2 separate regions of the Homo sapiens genome follow, and region 2 is linked to region 1. A link is an interaction called in ENCODE POLR2A ChIA-PET data of the cell type or tissue named here. Cell type or tissue: Panc1. All regions are shown on one strand. Each heading gives the region's core, and the rest is flanking DNA. Links, peaks and the distances in the headings are about the cores only. Region 1 overlaps ANKHD1-EIF4EBP3 (ANKHD1-EIF4EBP3 readthrough). Region 2 overlaps LOC105378198 (a long non-coding RNA gene).

Region 1 (2,916 bases), core at 88-2,587:
ACAGAAATAAATAGATGGATAAACTCTGGAGTTCTCTTATGTTTCTTTACTAAAGAGAATACCTAATCATACCCAACAACAACCTGCTAAGAATATAATCAGGCTTATCAGGAATAGGAACACATTGATTATATCCTTTCTATGTCAAATAATCCTGTCATCTAAAATAATTTCATGTTGCTAATCTCAGGATGTTTATTGCTGCGTTTTACCTTTCCCAAAAGGTACTTTTATGCAAGTTAGGATTAGATTCAGCTGGATATTTTCTGAAAATTAGACAAACTAATAGTAGTGGTTTTACCCACTGACTTATTTTTCTCTTAAATAAGATAGGTAGAATTAAGAAGGAAGAATGAATATTTCTATAGTCTTAACTTTCTAGTTGAGATCTTTTGGAATTGTTAAAGGTAGCTGAACTAAAGTTATTTTTTCCAGGGGTCAAAAATAATTTATCAAAAAAGAAACTAAGAAAAGACTTTGCATTTAGACATTTTTCAGGTCATGTTATACACAGCTATTGAACAACTTGCCTTTCAGATAACATATCTGGATAATATTCTGTCTTCTCTCCATATCTAGGTCCCCTGACTCTTAAAATACACAATATGAAGAATTATATATCTCTTAAACATTGCTTAAAAAAATCTGTTTTCTTTACTTTGAGACCTGGCTATATTGCCACTTTCTAGTAGATCAAAAATGTCTTTGAAACATTTTGAGTTATATACAGTGGTGTTATTTGATGCTTACATTAACCTGTATATATTTATTAATCTTAGTCTTCTAGATTTTCCATTTTAAAAGTGATATTGAATGAACGAACTACAGCTTCATGCAACATTGTGGATGAATCTCACAAATATAATATTGAGTGAAAGAAGCCAGACGCAAAAGAGTACATTGTATGATTCCGTTCATATAAAGTTCAAAAACTAAAACCAGTTTGGAAGTCAGGGTAGTGGTTACCATTGGGAGGCTGGGTAGTGACTGAAAGGGAGCACAAGATGGGGCTTTTGGTATGTGGATAATGTTCTGTTTCTTCCTCTGGGTGCTGGTTACACAGGTGTGTGTTCATTTTGTGAAAAAAATTCAAACTATACACTTAATGATTTGTATATTTTTTTGTATCTACATTATACTTCACAAAAAATTTTTAAATGATATTGACTATGAACTAGCTTGATGTCAACCTTTGCTAAGATTGCGATTTATTTTTCTTCAAAGGTGCCAATGTTAACAGGGCTACAGCCAATAATGATCATACAGTAGTGTCGCTGGCATGTGCAGGAGGCCACCTGGCAGTTGTTGAGCTTCTCTTGGCTCATGGGGCTGACCCTACTCATCGACTCAAGGTAGTCTACTTAAAAATAAGTAAACAGGCTGTGTGCGGTGGCTCATGTCTATGATCCCAGCACTTTAGAAAGCTGAGGCGGGTGGATCACTTGAGCCCAGGAGTTTGAGACTAGTCTAGGCAACATAAGGAGACCCCATCTCTATTAAAACACACACACACACACACACACACACACACGTATGTATGTGTATATATATATAAATAATATGTGTATAGTTATAAAAATATGTTTGATCTATCTTAGTGCTTAGTATTTAATACTGTTTAAATGAGTTTTGATTTTATATGAGCTGCTAAGAAACTATAAAGAATTAATTATCATGGCAATTCTTTTTCAGGATGGTTCAACAATGCTCATTGAAGCTGCAAAGGGTGGCCATACTAATGTAGTTTCTTATCTGTTGGATTATCCAAATAATGTTCTGTCAGTTCCCACCACAGATGTGTCTCAGCTCCCTCCACCTTCTCAAGATCAGTCTCAGGTAAAGTAAAATGGAGCTTGTTTGTTAATATAAATATTCTTCAACATGATTAGAAGTTTTTGTTTAAAATCAGTTTTAAGCAAAATGGACTTGTTTTTATTCTCTGTTACATATTGAGAAAATCATGACTCTAAATTCTTTAGGATTTATTTTCTTTAAAGGTACACTGAAATTTGTTATTGCCTTATTTATTGAGAATAGTGGTTTTTAAAAACCACTTAATATCAAATATAAACGTAAGTATTCTAAGTTGTTATCTTATTACAACTAGGTTTTTCAGGGTTTTTTATTTGTTTTTTAACAAGAGAATCAAGAGAAAGCTTTTTCTTTTTTCTTTTGTTTTTTTTTTTGAGATGGAGTCTTGCTCTGTTGCCCAGGCTGGAGTGCAGTGGCACAATCTCAGCTCACCGCAACCTCCGCCTCCCAGGCTCAAGCGATTCTCTTGCCTTAGTCTCCCAAGTAGCTGGGACTATAGGTGTGCGCCACCACGCCCAGCTAATTTTTTGTATTTTAGTGGAGATGGAGTTTCACCATGTTGCCCAGGGTGGTCTCAAACTCCTGAGCTCAGGCGATCTACCTGCCTCGGCCTCCCAAAGTGCTGGAATTACAGGCGTGAGCCACATGCCCGGCCGAGAAAGCATTTTCTTAATACCTCCCAAGGTAGTATTAATTATCCTAGAGATAGTGACTTTTGTCAACCATGAAAGTATAGGTAACATAAGCGCTAGAAGTTCATTAAAGTAACTTTTAAACCCACCTTAAATTATGGAGCTTTTACTAGTATATTAAGTTGGTGAAATCTAAATTCTTTTCTACAAAGTCATTCTGAAAACTGCTAGCATACCCCAATTGAAGAAATATATTACATTTTTGTTTTCTTTTGATCCATGTAGAATTTGAACAAGGGTAAATTGGCTAGTGGATAGTGAATATGTGACTTGTACCCCTAGCTACAATTGGAACCAGCAAGGCGTTCTATTCAGCAAGGGAGTAATGTTATTTCCATTTAGCTTAAAATCATTGACTATTTGTAGATTCCCCGACTGTCTAATCATTAGTCTCAAAAATTATTGCTTGGTG
Region 2 (2,916 bases), core at 266-2,765, 240 kb after region 1:
TTGAGGGAAAGGACTGGAAGGATACACATTGAAATATAAACAGTGGTTAATTGGAGAAAAGTAGGAATTTGGGGAAGAAAGATTAGCTGTTTACAGTGCACATAAAAATAATAGATGTTACTGTAGTATTAAAAATGGAAATAATTTTTAGGCCAGGCATGGAGGCTCACACGGGTAATCCTAGCGCTTTGGGTGGCCAAGGTGGAAGGATCTGTTGAGGCCAGTTCCAGGTCAACCTTGGCAACATAGCAAGAGCCTGTCTCTACAAAAAGACAAAACAAAACAAAACAAGAAAGGCTGGGCATGGTGGCTGAAGCCTGTAATCTCAGCCCTTTGGGAGGCCGAGGCAAGCGGATCACCTGAGGTCAGGAGTTCGAGACCAGCCTGGCCAACATGGTGAAACTTCCTCTCTACTAAAAAATATAAAAATTAGCTGGGTGTGGTGGCGCATGCCTGTAGTCCCAACTACTTGGGAGGATGAGGCATGAGAATCGCTTGAACCTGGGAGGCGGAGGCTGCAGTGAGCCGAGTTGTTGCCACTGCAATCCAGCTTGGGCAACGGCGTGGAGAATCCGTCTCAGGAAAAAAAAAATTAGTTGGGCATGGTGGACTGCCTGTAGTCCTAGCTACTGGGAAGGCTAAGAGGGGCGTATGGGTTGAGCCTAGATGGGGCCATTGCACTGCAGCCTGGGTGACAGGGTGACAGAGGGGTATTCTGTCAAAAAAAAAAAAAAAAAAAAGCGCCGCAGGAAGTTTCCCCTGGGGAGAGGATGTAAGGTTTATCTAGTTTAGCAGCGAAGTTCTAAGATAAGGTCTGAAATACAATTTACACCTTGTAAAGACTCCACTCTTATGACCCAAGCTCTACTTGTAAAAGTCGATTTGATCACAAAGTGACCCTGCGTGGTTGTTTTGGGAGCGCAAAAGCTGGAGGCAAAGGAGGTGGGGGCGTGTGGAGAGTTGTGGACCAGGTGACTGCTGAGGAGAGAATAAACCGGGGGCACAACCGCGGAAGAGCTCTCCAGGGGTTAGAGGAAGGCTGAGTACTTGTCACTGCTGTATGTCCCCAGATGGACACTCTGCAATTGCCTGGAGATAGCGGCGGATTGGACAGTCCAGGTCGCTGAGTCAAGCTAAAGCACCGTTGTTTTGACTCACTCTTTGTGACGTAGGTCTTTCTCACCAGTCAAGAAAATACAATCCGAAAGCAACCTCTGGGCTGGCTTTAGCTCAGCGGTTACTTCGCGTGTCATCAAACCACCTCTCTGGGTTGTTCGAGACCCGCGGGCGCTCTCCAGCCCTCTTACTGCTGAAGTTCAGCTCACTTTCCATAATAAAAGGATCCAGGGTTTCTTGGAGAAATGGCTGATTTTAGTAGTGGGCAGGAAATATAGAAATGGACACGGAGCACCTCGTAGTGCTAGAAAGCAAGGAAGTGCTTAAAATCCAAACACAACCAAACTCTTAACTTTTAAAGTTTTTTCAGTGTTCAGTAATGTTCACGTGTTTGTTCTAACAGTTACCTGTATATTTGTATCTTCTTGTCCTTTTTGCCTGAGGCCCACAGGAGTTTTTCTTTCAAATCTAATGGATGCTCTAAGATATACCTCAGACTTGATCATTCCATATAATTTTTCCTAGGTTTCCTTTCGATATGTAGACCCAAGTTTCTTTTATTATAGTTTTGAAGATTACATCGGTTCCATTGTTTTATTCTTCTTCAGGGACTGCAATGTATGTTGGATCTTTGCCTCTACACCAACGCCACTTTCTGTCTGATCCTTTGAATGGCTTTTTTTTTTTTCAGATGGAATCTCACTCTGTTGCCCAGGATGGAGTGCAATGGTGCGATCTCCGCTCACTGCAACTTCCATCTCCTTTTTTCAAGCGATTCTCCTGCCTCAGCCTCCTGAGTAGCTGGGACTACAGGCACATGCCACCATACCTGGCTAATTTTTGTATTTTTAGTAAAGACAGGGTTTCACCATAATGGCCAAGCTGGTCTCGAACTCCTGACCTTGTGATCCACCCGCCTCGGCCTCCCGAAGTGCTGGGATTACAGGCGTGAGCCACTGCACCCGGCTGAATTGCTTTCTTTTGATTTTATTTTTATTTTATTGGCTGTGTTAATACCTTTCCTCAATACCAGTTATTATATTTTAAGTAAAAGCTCTTCCTCTTCGAACATCTTATAATTTAGTTTTTTTTTCTGATTTTTTTATTCTTCTATTTCTCCTGCTTTTTTTTTTTTAACAAACTGTTTTCTTAGTTATTTCGTTCTTTGTCCATTTCTGTTCTGAGTTATTTTTCTGATTCATGGCATTTTTTTTCATGTTACCAAATTATTGTTTAAGGTTATTTAATTTTGGCTGGAATATTATGTTTCAGGTTTCTGGTATCATGTTGAGTTTTTTTTTTTTAGAAAATATAGATTTTCACTTAAATTTTTTCTATATAATATGTCTGCAATTTTCTGTGCATTTTGTAATATTTTATTTTCCAGTTTCAGCAACTGCAAATGAGGCAGGAGGTTGGGTGCCTTACCAGCTTTCTTAGTTCAAGAGTGCCCTCTTTTTTTAGAGTGGCGCACTGGCTGATGTCTTCTGATTTTGTGATTCTGTTTCATTTCTGTGGGACTCTTAACTTTCTTTTTCTTTTTCTTTTCGAGACACAGCCTGTCTCTGTCTCCCAGGCTGGAGTGCAGCGGCTCCATCTCTGCTCACAGCAACCTCTGCCTCCTGGGCTCAAGCGATCCTCCTGCCTCAGCCTCCTCCCGAGTAGCTGGGACCACAGGTGCGCACTACCTCGCCTGGCTAAATTTAGTATTTTATTTTATTTTATTTTTGTAGAGATGGGGGTCTCACCATGTTGCCCAGGCTGGTCTCGAGTTCCTGAGCTCAAGAGATCTGCCCACCT

The links. Peaks named below come from ENCODE experiments on the same cell type or tissue, not always from the same donor. Only the 100,000 strongest peaks of a DNase experiment are listed, where the experiment ranks them.
Region 2: POLR2A ChIA-PET joins it to region 1 with 6 read pairs; 2 of 35 experiments call an interaction of 5 or more read pairs at or near these places.

What each region holds. Positions count from the first base shown.
Region 1 is chr5:140,483,897-140,486,812 of GRCh38, forward strand. It overlaps ANKHD1-EIF4EBP3 (ANKHD1-EIF4EBP3 readthrough), which reads left to right. Exons shown (of 36, transcript NM_020690.6): 12 at 1,225-1,352; 13 at 1,693-1,836. ANKHD1 (ankyrin repeat and KH domain containing 1) reads left to right here. Exons shown (of 34, transcript NM_017747.3): 12 at 1,225-1,352; 13 at 1,693-1,836. Among named protein-coding and RNA genes, the nearest start is that of EIF4EBP3, 62 kb to the right of the region's middle. In Panc1, for the core only: no CTCF peak of the experiment used is centred there; no DNase peak of the experiment used is centred there.
Region 2 is chr5:140,724,942-140,727,857 of GRCh38, forward strand. All of the region lies in intron 1 of LOC105378198 (a long non-coding RNA gene), which reads left to right. It also overlaps VTRNA1-3. Among named protein-coding and RNA genes, the nearest start is that of ZMAT2, 26 kb to the left of the region's middle. RefSeq lists an enhancer at 1,003-1,297. In Panc1, for the core only: no CTCF peak of the experiment used is centred there; a DNase peak (open chromatin) is centred at 1,230; H3K4me3 peaks cover 1,618 bases.